Linked DNA regions of Homo sapiens: region 1 is linked to region 2. Evidence: read pairs that join two places in POLR2A ChIA-PET (ENCODE). Cell type or tissue: MCF 10A. All regions are shown on one strand. Each heading gives the region's core, and the rest is flanking DNA. Links, peaks and the distances in the headings are about the cores only. Region 1 has its middle 12 kb from the start of PLAU. Region 2 overlaps ADK (adenosine kinase).

Evidence for each region. ChIA-PET counts read pairs that join two places held together with the same protein. Peaks named below come from ENCODE experiments on the same cell type or tissue, not always from the same donor. Only the 100,000 strongest peaks of a DNase experiment are listed, where the experiment ranks them.
Region 1: POLR2A ChIA-PET joins it to region 2 with 5 read pairs; 6 of 35 experiments call an interaction of 5 or more read pairs at or near these places.

The regions. Positions count from the first base shown.
Region 1 is chr10:73,894,035-73,904,705 of GRCh38, forward strand. No RefSeq gene overlaps it. Among named protein-coding and RNA genes, the nearest start is that of PLAU, 12 kb to the right of the region's middle. In MCF 10A, for the core only: no CTCF peak of the experiment used is centred there; a DNase peak (open chromatin) is centred at 5,537.
Region 2 is chr10:74,162,386-74,168,637 of GRCh38, forward strand. The region is part of intron 1 of ADK (adenosine kinase); the gene reads left to right. Among named protein-coding and RNA genes, the nearest start is that of ADK, 14 kb to the left of the region's middle. RefSeq lists an enhancer at 5,211-5,330. In MCF 10A, for the core only: no CTCF peak of the experiment used is centred there; no DNase peak of the experiment used is centred there.

The DNA.
Region 1 (10,671 bases), core at 4,552-7,051, 270 kb before region 2:
ATTATTAGTTTTGGCTATTTATAAAGCTTTTGCACACATTATTTCATTTGACATTTACAACTTTACATAATCATCCTATCTTACACACGAGAAAACTGAGACTTGTGAAAAATGCCTAAGGCCACACAGCTAGTAAATGGGGGAAACTAGATCAGATTCAGGTCTTCCAGCTTTAAATCCAGCACTACAGGAGCCTGGGTGGCTGAAGCTCCCCATATAGGTCTCCGTTGCCCTTGTGAAGCCATGAGTTCAAAACCAGCATGGGTAACAGAGTGAGCAAAACAAAGGATCTCGGGGTTCTAATAGTAGTGGTGATAACAATAACCTTAGCTTACTGGGGAATTCCCTCATGACAAGCAGAGTGCCAAGAAGCTCTTCATGCACCAGCTATCTTATCCCCACAGCAATGCTATGGAGCTTGATAGCCCCATCTCACAGAGGAAACCATGGCTTATGGAGGTTAACGGCTTATGTGTTTAAGGTAGCACAGCTAACAAGAGTTTGAGCCAGAGTTTCAACCCAAGTCTCTCTGACTTTAATTGCAGTTCACTCCAATCTTTATAAAGAAATGAGATGGGGCAACAGGAAGCAGCTGGAGCCCAGTCTTCTAACCATGGGCCCGCCATACCTTTTGAGCTGTAGTGCCAAATTCCAGGGTATTGTGTTTGATCACCAAAACTGGGTTAAAAATGAGTCAAGCCTTGGCAGAACTGACTCACTGTGGTGTCTGTCAGCTCTAAAAGGAGACAGGAAGCCTCAGAGGGCAACTGCGGACTGACCAGTGGCCAGTGGAAGAAGGTCTCAGAAGCATCCTACCGCAAACCCTGTGGGTGATAAACACAGAAATCCATGTGCCTGCCAAAGAAAAAAAGACTCAGACTCAAAGTTCATTTTTAAAATTAGACCTGCCAGTCCCCATTTCTTTCTCCATACTCAATGTTAAATTGTATTAGATGTGATATTATTGTGGTTATTTATGAGAAAATTTTTGTTCTTAACAGATATAAACTGAAGTGTTTGGGGTGAAGTGTCTCAATGTCTTGCTTTCAAATTGCTAAAGAAAAAATAATTAAAATGAGGTGCATACACATGGCCACCCCGTGTGGAGGGGGCAGGAGACAGAGAAGGCAATTATGAAGAAAGGTGAAAATTGTCAGCCCTATCCGTAGCAGAACTCCATTTGAGTCAACTTCTCTTTCTTTCTTTTTTTTTTTTTTTGAGACGGAGTCTCACTCTGTCCCCCAGACTGGAATGCAGTGGTGCAATCTCGGCTCACTGCAAGCTCCACCTCCCGGGTTCACGCCATTCTCCTGGCTCAGCCTCCCAAGTAGCTGGGACTACAGGCGCCCGCCACCACGCCCGGCTAATATTTTGCATTTTTAGTAGAGACAGGGTTTCACCGTGTTAGCCAGGATAGTCTCGATCTCCTGACCTCGTGATCCACCCGCCTTGGCCTCCCAAAGTGCTAGGATTACAGGTGTGAGCCATAGTGCCCAGCTGGGTCAACTTCTCTTTCATCTCTAACACTCACACTTGATCCTTGTCCCTTGCCAGCAGGTTCTTTATCTCCATCCCAGTCCCCACCCCCATCTCAGTTCACATCACTGAATGTCGTTGCTGCTGTCTTCTCACGTCTCTGAGTCTCAGTCTCAGAGTCTGCTAGATCCTTCTGTTGTGGGATCCTTTTGTTTTGGGTAACTTTTTTTGTAGCAAAATATATCAACATAAAATTTACCATTTTATTTTATTTTATTTTATTTTTATTTTTTGAGATGAAGTCTCAGGCACTGTTGCCCAGGCTGGAGCATAGTGGCACCATCTTGACTCACTGCAACGTCTGCCTCCCAGGTTCAAGAGATTCTCCTGCCTCAGCCTCCCAAGTAGCTGGAATTACAGGCATCCACCACCATGCTTGGCTAATTTTTGTATTTTTAGTAGATACAGGGTTTTCACCATGTTGGCCAGGCTAGTCTTGAACTCCTGACCTTAGGTGATCCACCCACCTCGGCCTCCCAAAGTGCTGGGATTACAGGCATGAGCCACTGTACCCAGCCAAAATTTACCATTTTAAAAATTATTATTTATTTTATTGTGGTAAATTATACATAACATAAAATTTACTTTTTTTTGAGACAGATTCTCACTCTGTCACCCAGGCTGGAGTGCAATGGCATGATCATGGCTCACTGAAGCCTCAACCTCTGGGGGTCAAGTGATCCTCCCACTTCTGTCTCCTGGGTAGCTGGGACCACAGGTATGTGCCACCATGCCTGGCTAATTTTTTGTAGAAATGGAGTTTCACTATGTTGCCCAGGCTGGTCTCGAGCTCCTGGGCTCAAGCAACCCACCTACCTCAGCCTCCCAAAGTGCTGGGATTACAGGGGTGAGCCACCGTGCCTGCCACCTACCCTGCCCTACTTTTTATTTATTTATTATTATTTATTATTATTATTATTTTTTAGACAGAGTCTCACTCTGTTGCCTAGGCTGGAATGCAGTGGCGCAATCAAGCCTCAAACTCCTGGGCTTGGCCGGGCACAGTGGCTCACACCTGTAATCCCAGCACTTTGGGAGGCCAAGGTGGGTGGATCGCCTGAGCACAGGAGTTCGAGACCACCCTGGGCAACATGGTGAAACATGTATTTCTCTACTAAAATACAAAAAATTAGCTGGGCATGGTGGCATGCGTCTGTAGTCCCAGCTACTCGGGAGGCTGAGGCATAAGAATTGCTTGAGCCCAGGAGGTGGACATTGCAGTGAGACGAGATCGTGCCACTGCAGTCCAGCTTGGGCTACAGAATGAGACTCTGTCTCAAAAACAGAAACAAAACAAAACAAAACAAAAACCAACCAAACAAACAAACAAAGAAAACTCCCAGGCTCAAACAATCCTCCACATCTGGCTAATTTTTTAAATTTTTTGTAAAGACAGGGTTTTGCTCACTATGTTGCCCAGGCTGGTTTTGAGCTCCTGGCCTCAAGCAATCCTCCCACCTCAGCCTCCCAAAGTGCTGGGATTACATGTGTAAGCCACCACACCTAGCCAAAATTTACCTTTTTAACTATTTTAAAATGTATATTTCAGTGACATTAAATACATTCACATTGTTGTGTAAAAATCACTGATACACATTCCAGAACTTTTTCATTATCCCAGACAGAACCTCCACCTGTAAATAATAACTTCCATTCCCCTTCATCCTCACCCCCTCTAACCACCATTCTATTTTCTGTCTCTATAAATTTGCCTATGTTAAGTACCTCATGTAAGTGGAATTATACAATATGTGGCCTTCTGTGTCTGGCTTATTGCACTTAGCATAATGTTTTCAAGGGTCATCCATGTTGTAGCAGGTATCAGAATTTCCTGGTTTTTTTTTTTTTTTTTTTTTTTTTTGAGACAGAGTCTTGCTCTGTCACCCAGACTGAAGTGCCGTGGCGTGATCTTGGCTCACTGCAACTTCTGCCTCCCAGGTTCAAGCCGTTCTCCTGCCTCAGCCTCCTGAGTAGCTGGGATTACAGGTGTGTACCACCATGGCCAGCTAATTTTTGTATTTTTAGTAGAGACAGGGTTTTACCATGTTGGCCAGGCTGGTCTTGAATTCCTGACCTCAAGTGATCCGCCTGCCTTGGCTTCCCAAAGTGCTGGGATTACAGGCATGAAGCACTGTGCCCAGCCCAGAATTTCCTTCCTTTTTAAGACTAAATAATATGTCATATATGTATATGCCAAGCTTTGTTTATCCATTCATCCATTGATGGACACTTGGGTTGCTTCCACCTTTTGGCTGTTGTGAATAATGCTGCTATGAACATGGGTATAAAAATATCTGTTTGAGTTCCTGCTTTCAATTCTTTTGGGTAGATACCTAGGAGCAGAATTGCTTGATCATATGGTAATTCTATGTTTAACTTTTTTAGGAACTACCAAAATGTTTTCAACAGTGGCTGCATCATTTTACATTCCCACCAGCAATGCACAAGAGTTCCAATTTCTCCATATTCCCACCAGTGCCCTTTTTTTTTTTTTTTTTTTTGAGACGGGGTCTTACTCTGTCACCCAAGCCAGAGTGCAGTGGCATGATCATAGTTCACCGCAGCTTCAAACTCCTAGGCTCAAGTGATCCTCCCACCTTGGCCTCCTCAAGTACTGGGATTGAGGCCAGGCACGGTGGCGCACACCTGTAATCCCAGCACTTTGGGAGACCAAGGTGGGCGGATCACTTGAGGTCAGGAGCTCAAGACCAGCCTGGCCAACATGGTGAAACCCCGTCTCTATTAAAAATCCAAAAATTAGCTGGGTGTGGTGGTGTGCATCTGTAATCCCAGCTACTTGGGAGGCTGAGGCATGAGAATCAATTGAACCTGGGAGGTGGAGGTTCCGATTAGCTGAGATTTTGTCACTGCACTCCAGCCTCGGTGACACAGCGAGACTCCATCTCAAAAAGAAAATAAAGTACTGGGATTACAGGTGTGAGCCACTAAGCCCGACCACCAACACTTTTTCTTTTCTTTTTACTTTTGATAATAGCCATCCTAATGGGTGAGAGGTCATAGGTGAGATCGTTTTTGAACACAATACTCCAGATGCCTGAGTGTTTCAGGCTCCAGGGTCTGCTTCTCCCCCTGAGACCCCACCTCTCCCAGCTCTGAGAGCTGGTGTTTCCCTGTGGTGGCAAAATCACCCTTGCAGCTGAGCAGCCAACATGGTTCTTTCTCCTGCACCCTCTGGTTTCTTCCAAGCTCTGAAGAGCTGGCTATCTCTCTGCCTTCCACTTATGTAGGGTTGGACTGAGAAATAATACAGGCTCTAGGGAGAATACTGACTCTATTTCTGAGCCCACACTCTTCTGAACTTCTTTTTCCACATAGTCTTCCAGACCAGAGGCTACTGTGCTGACTCCATGGAGGCCAGCTATGGCTTTGACCTGCCACTGACCTCAGAACTAGAACAGCATCCAAAGTCTTGGGCAAAACTGTTTCTTGGTCCCATAAGGACCCAGGGGAACATCTTATATTGCTCTGGCTACAACCCCCATGCTATTTGAATCAGCCCCTTCCTTTGCTGAAGTTCATATCTGGGTTTAGGTCTCCAAGACAGACACTGGGTGTGGTGATTCACCCTGTCTAATCCTCATGACTCCTCAAGGGGAACTTGGAGACCTGGAATTTTGGTCAGGAGTCCCTGTTCATATTCCCAGAACCCAGGCTCTCTGGGGTAACATTTGTTTATGTTGTTTAATAGTTACATCCTCTCCATGGCCTTCTGATGTCAAGAGCAGGCCACGTCAAACCTGGCCCCCATGTTCATGTCAAAGCTGGCCCCTATGGGCTACAGACGTCCCAGGCTTTGCTTCAGCCCAGGCCTCACCCCCTTTGCTTACAAGTACCTGATGAAAATTTCTTTTTCTTTTAGCTGATTCTGTCTTCTGTGAAAGCAGGTGGAAAAGACGTTCTGCTGCATTCCACAGAAGGGAAAACAGGCATATGGAGGGAAGTGACTCAGCCAGGTTCATGGATGGAGTCAGCCACCAAGCCAGGAATGGAGCTCTATCCTCTGACTCTGAAACCACAGCCTTCACCACGGCAGTCACTCCTTTCCTCAAGAGGAAGCTTCAGCTCATGCTCGCAGATATGGCCTTTGGACTCAACAGGTGCTACTGGCATTGGGCAGTGGGGCTTTCTACCCCCGGTTCTTCCCACTCCAATCCAGGAGACTACTGGCCTTCAAATATGGATTTCATGGTACAGCACTTTAAAGGAACTTTCTAAGACTTCCTTTTTTTTTTTTTTTTTTTTTTTTTAGACACAGTTTTGCTGTTTCCCAGGCTGAAGTGCAGTGGCACCATCTCAGCTCACTGCAACCTCTGCCTCCCCGTTTCAAGTGATTCTCATGTCTCAGCCTCCCAAGTAGCTGGGAATACAGCCACCTGCCACCACGGCCGGCTAATTTTTTGTATTTTTAGTAGAGATGGGGTTTCACCATGTTGGTCAGGCTGGTCTCGAGCTCCTGACCTCAGGTGATCTGCCTGCCTTGGCCTCCCACAGTGCTGGGATTATAGGCGTGAGCCACCGTGCCAGGCCTCGAAGACTCTTTCTAAAGCAAAGCACATGACTTTCCAAGTTTGGAAAATCAAAAGCCCCTAAAGATAGGAAAGATGACAGCTGTACAAGTCCTCATGCCTTCCGTTGCACTCTCACTTCCTCTCTCGGAGTCCTCTCATTTCAATTCCCAATTCCATTACTGCACCAAGATTCTGGGGTTCATGCTCCCCACAGCCCAAGCACAGACAAATTTCAAATCACTGTCTTTTGCTTCCTATATTTCAACTGAGATTGATGGAGATTTTCAGTTTTACTAAACTTAAGCACACCCTTGCTCAAGAACCTGCAGTACCTTTCTGGAGTCTATGGAATCAAGTGCACACTTCTAGCTGCAGTAAGATCTTTTATAATCTGACCTCACTCTAGTTGAACTTAGCTCTCATGCAATGTAAACCTTCCCTAATCAAGCCAGACTTCTCACTGCTTGTGCATACATCTACACACACACACACACACACACAGAGAGAGACTTAAATACATACAGGTTTATTCTCCACAACACGTAAAAATGTTTATTCCTAGCTCCTGTCTCTTTCCAGGGGTCTTACCTGGAATTCTTGTTTCCTGCCCTCTGCCAATCCCAACCTCACCCATCTTTTAAGATTTGTTCATGGGTGAGCGCGGTGGCTCACACCTGTAATCCCAGCACTTTGGGAGGCTGAGGTGGGTGGATTACTTGAGGTCAGGAGTTTGAGACCAGCCTGGCCAACATGGTGAATCCCGTCTCTACTAAAAATACAAAAAGTGGCTGGATGTGGTGGTGTAAGCCTGTAATTCTAGCTACTCAGGAGGCTGAGGCAGGAGAAATGCTTGAACCTGGAGATGGAGGCTGAGGCAGGAGAAATGCTTGAACCTGGAGATGGAGGCTGCAGTGAGCTGAGATCATGCTACTGCACTCCAGCCTGGGTGACAGAGCAAGACTCTGTCTCAAAAAAAAAAAAAAAAAAAGATTTGTTCAGGAAGCCAGGCATGGTGGTTCATGCCTGTAATCCCAGCACTTTGAGAGGCCAAGGTGGGCAGATTGCTTGAGCTCAGGAGTTCAAGACCAGCTTGGGCAACATGGTGAAACCCCTTGTTCTCTACCAAAAATAGAAAAACTAGCCAGGTGTGGTGGCGGGTGCCTGTAGTCCCAGCTACTCAAGAGGCTAAGCAGGAGAATTGCTTGATCCTGGGAGGCAGAGGTTGCAATGAGCCAAGACAGCGCCATTGCACACCAACCTGGGTGACAGTGTGAGACCCTGTTCCCCTCCCCGCCCAAAAAAAAGATTAGTCCGGGAAATCTCTAACTTTAGTGTCTCCAGTCTCTGAACTTCTGCTGCGTTTGTGGCTGATAGGCTGCTTAATGATTAACAACTTTTACAAAAATCTTGGTAAAAATTACATAATATTTACCATCTTTATAATTTTTTATGTGTGCAGTTCAGTAGTGTTTAGTACATTTCGCTTGTTGTGCAACCAATCTCCAGAACCTTTTTTTTTCAAGACGGGGTCTCACTCTGCCTCCCAAAGTGCTGGGATTACAGGCATGAGCCACCGCGTCTGGTCCAGAACTTTTACATTTTGTAAAACTGAAGCTGTATACCCACCCATTGAACAATAACTCATCATTTCCCCCTTCCTCAGCCTCTGGCAACCACCATTCTACTTTCTGTTTGTATGAATTTGACTATTATATAAAATATAAGTAGATTTAAGTGGAATTATACAGTATTTGCCTTTTTGTGACCAGCTTATTTCACTTACTATGCTGTCTTCAGGGTTTATTGAAGTTTTAGCATGTGATGGGATTTCGTTCCTTTTTAAGACTAATATTCCATGTGTAGATATGCTGCATTTTGTTTATCCATTTATCTGCGTGGACATTTGGGTTGCTTCCCCCTCTTGGCTATTGTGAACAGTGCTGCTATGAACAAAGGTATGCAAATCTCTCATCAAGACCCTGCTTTTACTTCTATATCTAGAAGTGGAGTTGCTGGATCATCTGGTAGTTCTGATTTTTTGAGGAACTGCCATATATCAGCTGCACAATTTTACAATCCCACCAACAGTGCACAAGGATTCCACTCTCTCCACATGATCACCAACACTTGTTATTTTCTGTTTATTTTTTCTTTATAGTTGCCATCCTGTTTAAAGACTTTTTCATTGTTTCATGTAAATTCATTTTGTCTTCCTAACAGATTTCATGTGTCTTCAGGGCAGGAATCTTGCCCTGTTCTCCTGTGTACCCTCAGTGCCTAGCACCGCATGAGGCATGTCCTTAGGTGTCTGAAGGTCCTTTTTGGTTGATTGGATGAAATGAACAGTTTGAGTTGAGCTTAGTCCTTTTGAGAACTTAGGGTAGAATTCCCTTTACAAACAGAACAAGCTGACTGCTATGATACAGACTGAATGAATCTTCAGGACACTGCTGCACTGTGGAGCAAAGTCTGCATGGGGACAGTGTCACTGTCGCTTCCTCTTTGACTGAAGATGCAATATTGTGGTCATCACACAAGCTGCTGGGTCTACTCTCCCTGCAAAGCATAATGCTCTGGAAACCCAATTCTATGCAGGTAGAATCAGAAGACCTTAGAAATAAAAACAAAACCAAAAACTGACCTTGAGAAGCTCAGAGGAGGGCCAGTACGGGAACTGAGAGGAAACATCACAGATAGACAGGTACTAGTAGGTACAGCTATTCTCAACTCTGCTTTGTTCTAACCGCTACTTAATTTCCCTTCATTTTCCTGAGGTCTTGGGGAGCCAATTTTTTATTCACTGCTATGACTTTGAGGGTTCCTCTGGGTCTCCAAGCTCTTTTTTTTTTTTTTTTTTGGAGACAGAGTCTCACTATGTCACCCAGGCTAGAGTGCAGTGGCATGCTCTTGGCTCACTGCAACCTCTGCCTCCCGGGTTCAAGCAATTCTTGTGCCTCAGCCTCCTGAGTAGCTGGGACCACAGACGCATGCTACCATGTCCAGCTGATTTTTTTTTTTTTTAAATTTTAGTAGAGACAGGGTTTCACCATGTTGCCCAGGCGGTCTTGAACTCCTGAGCTCATGCAATCCACCTGCCTTGGCCTCCCAAAGTGCTAGGATTACAGTTGAGCCACTGCACCTGGCCTCCAAGCTCTTTTAGTCTATATGGAAAAGTCCCTCCACTTAGCCATTTGTTTGGCATTTAAAAAATAAAACTATCACTAGGAATCTAAAAAAAGAACAAGTACAAAAGTGCTGAAGCAATTAACTTTCTGAGAACAGATTCTCTAGAAAAGTCGCCTCGAGGTGGTTTGGTTGGCACAAGGCTCTCAGGTATACATCCCTTTCCTTGATTCATCCCTGTCTGGGGAATGCTGCCCAAAGACCTGCCTTGTAGTCCCGGGCCATCCCCACCTCTGTGTTCTCCTCCGGCCCCCATCTCAAAGGATGGGGTTGAAGTAGAAGCCCCAGTAGATAGATAGTTTGTAGTTTAGTTGGGTGAAAAAAATAAAACAACACTCCCTAGATATATGATGCATTGGCTGACATTTTCCCCACTTGTTTGGTGATGAGAATCCTCTGGGTCACCTATTAAGGTTCCTTCAGATTCCCTCCTATCAGATTCCTTCACTTGAGGCCAGGAGTTCAAGACCAGCCTGGACAACATAGAGAGACCTCATCTCTACAAAAATTAAAAAAATAACAGGGCATAATGGTGCATACCTGTGGTCCCAGCTACTAGGGAGGCTGAGGTAGGAGGACTGCTTGAGCCAAGGGGTTTAAGGCTGCAGTAAGGTATGATTGCATCACTGCACTCTAGTCTGGGTAACAGACTGACACGCTGTCTCTCTTTAAAAAAAATCAGATTTCTAGGCCCCATCTAAAGAATCAGAATTTACAAATGGGTAACCTGAAAATCTGTACTTCTTCAACTTTCAAGCCAAGTGACTCTTATCATCAGACAAGTGTGGCAAAGATAACATTACTGAATATTTATTATTTCAGATACCTGGGCATCTACTCAACAGGGCTTTTTTTCGTCTTTTTTTTTTTCCCCCTTCAGGGAAGGATAAAGAGACAATGCCATCTTAGTGATGATTATCAACACAGGCTTGGGAGCAGGAAACCTGGGTTTGATTTGCCAGGTATTGGCTGTGTGATCTTGGACAAGTTATTTAACCTCTCAGTGCCTCAGTTTCTTTATCCATAAAGTGGGGATGATATTGCATCTCCTTCACTGAGGATCAAATGAAATAATGCATACAGAACTGTTAGTCCAGTGCCTGCTAAATAAAAGCCATTGTCAATAAATAGATGCTATTGTTATTTCCCCATAGAAGAACCCTAGAGTATCCCCATCATATAAATATGGGTGAATAGTTGTGGAAAAGGAAGACTGGCTATGGGTGGTTCCAGGAGTCCACACAGATATATAAGCACAGCCAGAAGGCCCAGTGATCACTTCTCTGACTAGACCCAGCAGACACAACTGTGGCTGGCTACATTAGACAAATGGAAGAACACTTTAATCAGTCTGGTTCAAGGTGGGCAGGCAGGAATCAAGGCAGACATGACTTGGATGGACAGCTGGAGCTATCCTGGGATG
Region 2 (6,252 bases), core at 3,650-6,149:
TTGATGGAGAGAACTATTACCTGAAAATACTTCACGATTCTTTGGCCTTTCATTTTTTTGTTAAATGGAGTGAGCTTGTGTGCAAAATCAACCTGATACTAAAGGATAAGAAAGGTACTCCCGATTGCATTTCTTTTGTGTGTGTGTGTGTGTGTGTGTGTGTGTGTGTGTGTGTGTGAGACAGAGTCTCACTGTGTCGCCCAGGCTAGAGTGCAGTGGCATGATCTCACCTCACTGCAACCTCCACCTCCCAGGTTCAAGCAATTCTCCTGCCTCAGCCTCCTGAGTAGCTGGGATTACAGTCATGCACCACTGTGCCCAGCTCATTTTTGTATTTTTGTGTTTTTAGGTTTCACCATGTTGGCCAGGCTGGTCTTGAACTCCTAACCTCAAGTGATCTGCCTGGCTTGGCCTCCCAAAGTTCTGGGATTACAGGTGTGAGCTACCACGCCTGTCCCCAGTTTGCGTTTCTGTTCTTTCTGGTGACCATAGTGAGCTCGATTATAATAGCCATTTATTATATTTGTCTATGGGGAAAAATTCCCTCAGAATAAATACACTTCTCCTACGTGAACAGTAACATTTTCTTTCTTTTTTTTTTGAGATGAGTCTTGCTCTGTCACCCAGGCTGGAGTGCAGTGGCATGATCTCGGCTCACTGCAGCCTCCACCTTCCGGGTTCAAGCGATTCTCCTGCCTCAGCCTCTGAGTAGCTGGGACTACAGGTGCCCGCTACCACACCTGGCTAATTTTTTGTATTTTTAGTAGAGACGGGGTTTCACCATGTTAGCCAGGATGTTCTCGATCTCCTGACCTTGTGATCCATCCGCCTCGGCCTCCCAAAGTGTTGGGATTACAGGCGCGAGCCACTGTGCCCGGCCAACAGTAACCTTTTCTTAAGGTCCCGTGGTTGATGTCTTCACTCATTCTTTCTTCTTTTAATATAGTAGAATTGCGTATTTGGGGGAGGAATAGAGTTTCTGAAAGAGTGAATGTACAAAGAAGATCCCAGTGACCTGTTAGAATGATGAATCTCTTTTCTCTGTGTTAGCAAGCCTTTAATTAGTAAGGCTGTTTGCAGTGTAATTAGAACTGCACAAGCATGGAAGGTCAGTAATACTGTTCAGAATTTCATAATGTACTGTGTAACATAACATACTGTGAAATGAATCCATAGTACCACAAAATTTGTTTTTAAAGAAGTTTGTCTCTATTGACTCATCTAGGAGGGGTCACTTAAAAACAAAATAGGGCAAAAAAGTCAAATTCAGATGTCTTAGGTTTTCTCAAATTCCTTTAATCTCGATATAGCAAAAGAAACTGTTTCCTTCTTAGCCCTAGAATGGCAGTCTGAAAAATTATCTAAGTTTTTGAGGAAACAAATTGAAATACAAGAAAATTATTTCCTTTACAAATAAACAGTTCTCTTGTTTGTCTTTGAACTTAACCACATAGAGATTTAAATAGTTTGTTGTTTTATAGGCTTGACTGAGGAAGTCTTCTCCTAAAATAGAATTTTTTAAAATAGTTTTTTCTCAGCCCAGCTGAGACCTTAGTTATCATTTTTAGTTCTTAGTTTTGTTGAAGATTGAAGCCATTAAGCCGTAGAAGTGATGCAGATTTATGCTGTTGTCTATATCTGTTCTCACCTACTCAGGATGAATTGATTATAAAACATTTTATCATAGGATAGCATGTTGATGCATATAAAACATAGTGATGAAATTCTACTTTGTCTTGTTTTACTTATTGCTTGTTCATCCAAATGTATTAAATTTGATTGTTTAGGTTTGAGATATTATAATAAAACTTGGTTACATTATTAAATTCAGTACATAGTATAAAATGTTTATTAAAAATAGTATTTTAGGCTGGGTATGTTGGCTCATGCCTGTAATCCCAGCACTTTGGGAGGCTGAGGCAGGCAGATCACTTGAGGTCAGGAGTTCGAGACCAGCCTGGCCAACATGTTGAAACCCTGTCTCTACTAAAAATACAAAAATTAGCTGGGCATGGTGGTGGGCGCCTGTAATCCCAGCTACTTGGGAGGCTGAGGCAGGATAATTGCTTGAACCTGGGAGGCAGAGGTTGCAGTGAGCCCAGATTGCTCCACTGCACCACAGCCTGGGCGACAGAGTGAGACTCCATCTTAAAAAAGGAAAAATTTGTCCTTTTTTTTTGGGAGGGGAGTGTAGGTTCTTCTCTACATAATACATTGACTTCCTTAGGGGTATTCATCTCTGTGTTTGCATATCCTAAGGGTGTTCTTTAGAGAAATATATACATTTCTAGACTTATACTCGTAGATTCTTATCTTTGCCTAGTTTCCTCTGGAGGACAAGAATCTCTTCTTTAGCACTATTTCCCCCATATTTGTGTAGCATTCCTACATTTTTCAAATGTAAAAAAACACCACATCAGAGACCTTTGACCTCAGTTCTCTGTGAAGTTTCAATAAACTCGATTCCTGAGAAGACGTGTTAGTTTCTTGTAGATATCAAGTCAAACTCAAAGATCTTTAAGTGTTTTCTTTGTTTCCCAAGATGTTGATTCTTTACTCTCATAAAACAGGTTAAAGCAGGCTCTCTCAGCCTTTCTCTTTGAGAAACTACTTTCATATTTCCGAAGACTGCTTGGGAATGCTGGTGGGAGTTGGGATAGGAGCAGCGGAGGGAGGAGATGCCTAAGAGTGCCTGTTCTCAGGTAGAGTTGGAAATGTTCCCTCCTAGAGCTGAGATTTCCTGCAAGACATCGAGTTGGGGTGTGAAAGCAGCAGATTTCAGTATCAGCCAGATGTGGCTTTGAAATGGTGGTTCACAGTTTCTTGTGATTTTTGAAAACTCTGAACATATTTTAGACTTTTTAGATTATTAGTGCTTGATGAGGTACTTAAAATCAGAGTCTAATATTTGGGTTGTACAGTTGAGGGTATTAAAGCCCAGAGAGGCTAGGTGGTATCAGTAAGGTAACACAGTAAGTTACAGCTACTAAGTATCCAAGGTGAGATTTGATCCTGAGTCTTATAACTTACCGTTGCTCTAGGCTCTGGAATAAGAAATGAAGCATCAATTTCCTGGGGAGCTTTTTTTTTTAATTAAATTTAATTTTTTTTAAGATAAGAATAACATATTTGAAGAAAATGTCAAGTACTTTCACTTACATTTTCTTATTGATCTCCACAAGAAGACAACCAGGCAATCTGTCTTTAGCTGAGGAAACAGACCCCCGAGAGGTTAAGAGTCCCTAAGTAGTAAACATTCATCTCACGTTCAGGACCTCTGACTCATGTGTCTTGCTGTTTATATTATGTATGAAGATAGAAATTGAGAAGCTGTCAGTAAATTCTGTATGTGCTAGATAAGCACCCTGTTTAAAGAAATTCTGTGGCAATTGTCAATTGTGTTTTATAATCTTGTCTAGACTTGTGTCTCTCAAGTTTTCTTATTCACACATATGTAGTTTTATCCCCCCCAAAATAATTATTCTCTTGTGGGATCTACTTAGTGGTATGGTTTGCAAATGGATTAACTCATTGAACTGGAATTTTTAGTAGATTATATTTTCTTTTTTCTCATGTTTCTTTGAGACAGAGTTGCTCTGTTGCCCAGGCTGGAGTGCAGTGGCCTCCTGGGTACACTTCCACTTCCTGGGTTCAAGTGATTCTCCTGACTCAGCCTCCCAAGTAGCTAGGATTAAGGGCATGCGCCACCACACCCAGTGAATTTTTGTATTTTTAGTAGAGACGGGGTTTCACTGTGTTGGCCTGGCTGGTCTTGAAGTTCCAACCTTAGGTGATCTGCCCGCCTCGGCCTCCCAAATTGCTGGGATTACAGGCGTGAGCCACCATGCCCGGCCAGTAGATTGTATTTTCTAATCAAAACTTTAGACAAACCAATTTTGCTTGTGTTTAATTAAAATGTTCTAGTTAAGAACAATTTATTAGTACTATTTTTTGAGATGGGGTCTTACTTGGTTGCAGAGGCTGTAGTGCAGTTGAACAATCTTAGCTCACTGTAACATTCACCTCCGGGCTCAAGCCATCCTCCCACCGCAGCCTCCCAAGTAGCTGGGACCACAGGCTTGTGCCACCACGCCCAACTAATTTTGGTATTTTTTGTAGAGATGAGGTTTTGCCATGTCACCCAGGCTGGTCTGAAACTCCTGGCCTCAAGTGTTCTGCCCACGTTGGCTACTCAGGAGGCTGAGGTAGGAGAATCGCTTGAACTTGGAAGGTGGAAGTTGCAATAAGCCAAGATTGCGCCACTGCACTCCAGCCTGGGTGACAAAGTGAGACTCCGTCTCAAAAAAAAAAAAAAAGAAAAAAAAAAAAGAAATGGTTAAAATAGGAAAAGTCTCAGTTCCTCTTAGCTATTTCTGATTGCTACATGACTTCCATGAAGCTTTTTAAGCTTTCACTCAGTTCTGAGGTGTTTATATGAGCTTGTGAGGAACTTCTGGTTACAAACTGTAATACCTATTGGCTTTTAGCATGGTGCAAGGAAAAGAGCTTTGGATTAGGGATAAGGACACCTGAGTCCTATTAAGGTCTCTGTCTGGATTTGTGAATGCACCTGTTAAGTGAGTTGTATAGACTAAAATGTTTTCCAGACTACATGAGCCTTTTTGAGTATTGCACAAGTGGTATTTTATAAACGAGAAATAGAATAAAAAATATTGTGCATTGAGTACCTAAGAGGTAAGTATTGCTCTGTGAATCATTGTTTCAGTTATATGTATAGGGTACTGGGTTACAATGTAAAAAATGTATTTTTAATTAAAAAAATATAAATGTAGAAAAATATAATAGAGATGAGGTCTCACTATGTTGCCCAGGCTGGTCTTGAACTCCTAAGCTCAAGTGATCCTCCCGCCTCAGCCTCCCAAAATGTTAGGATTACAGGCGTGAGCCACTGTGTCTGGCCAAAAAATGTATTTTTCACACAGTTTGGTTTTCTATTCCAAAATTTGGTGGCTTAAAATAACTACTTTATTAGATGTCATGATTTTTGGATTAGGAATTCAGACACAGCTTGGCCTGTTGATTCTGTTCTATATGGTGAATAAGATCACTTGGAGGTGTTTAGCTGACAACAGGTCTGGTCTGGAGGGTCCATCTTATCTTTATTCACTCACCTTATGCCTTAGGGTAACTGGAGGCTTGGCTCAACTGGGCTTCTCTTAGTGTAGTTTGAGATCCTCTCTGTGGTTTCTTCAGCTGGGTAGTTGGACTTCTCACGTGGCAGCTCCAAGAGACCAAAGCAGGAGCTGGCAGCCCTCTCAAAGGCTAGCTTAGAATCTGGCATAGCATCACCTTCACTATACACTATTGGTCAGAGGAGTTCCAGGCTAGCCCAGATTTAAGAGAAGGGAACATAGACTTCTTGTCTCTAAGATATTGTTCCCATTTTAAGTCTGCCACAATTATGTAAAATAATTTAGAAAAACATGACTGAATTATATATCCAAGCTTTTAATTCTGTTATTGCCCTTTGAAGGATGATCACTTTTAAAGTGTTTTTTCCTCCATTGGGAAATTTGTCTGCTTTTGGTAAATTTTCATAGTTCAATTTGAGTATGTATATTATTTTTCCATGGAATACTGAGGGTTTTATGCTTTTGAAGAAATGATTTAAAGTTTAAAATTTCTTTCTCTACATTGATCTGCTGGTTTTAATTCTTTGAATAGCACTTATGATCATTTGATGCTGTTCTTTTTTGTTACTTGATTATTCATCTTTCTCTCCTTAGAATGTAAGTTCTAAAAGGGCAGCACATGTTCTTGATCTTTGCCAAATCTGTAGTGTCTCCTGTAGTAGAACAGATGCTCGATAAATATTTGTTGAGTTAATGAATGAACAATTTAAAAGATTGTGAGCTGGGCGCGGTGGCTTACGCCTGTAATCCCAGCACTTTGGGAGGCCGAGGCGGGCAGATCATGAGGTCAGGAGATCGAGACCATCCTGTCTAACACAGTGAAACCCCATCTCTACTAAAAATACTAAAAAATTAGCGGGGCATGGTGGCATGCGCTGTAGTTCCAGCTACTTGGGAGCCTGAGGCAGGAGAATGGCATGAACCCGGGAGGCGGAGCTTGCAGTGAGCCGAGATCGCGCCACTGCACTCCAGCCTGGGCGACAGAGCGAGACTGTCTCAAAAAAAAAAAAAAAGAAAGAAAGAAAAAAAAGATTGTGAAGTATCATAGATCAGATCTACGTTGAAATGATAAAAATAAGGAAAATCTTTTTTTAGACGG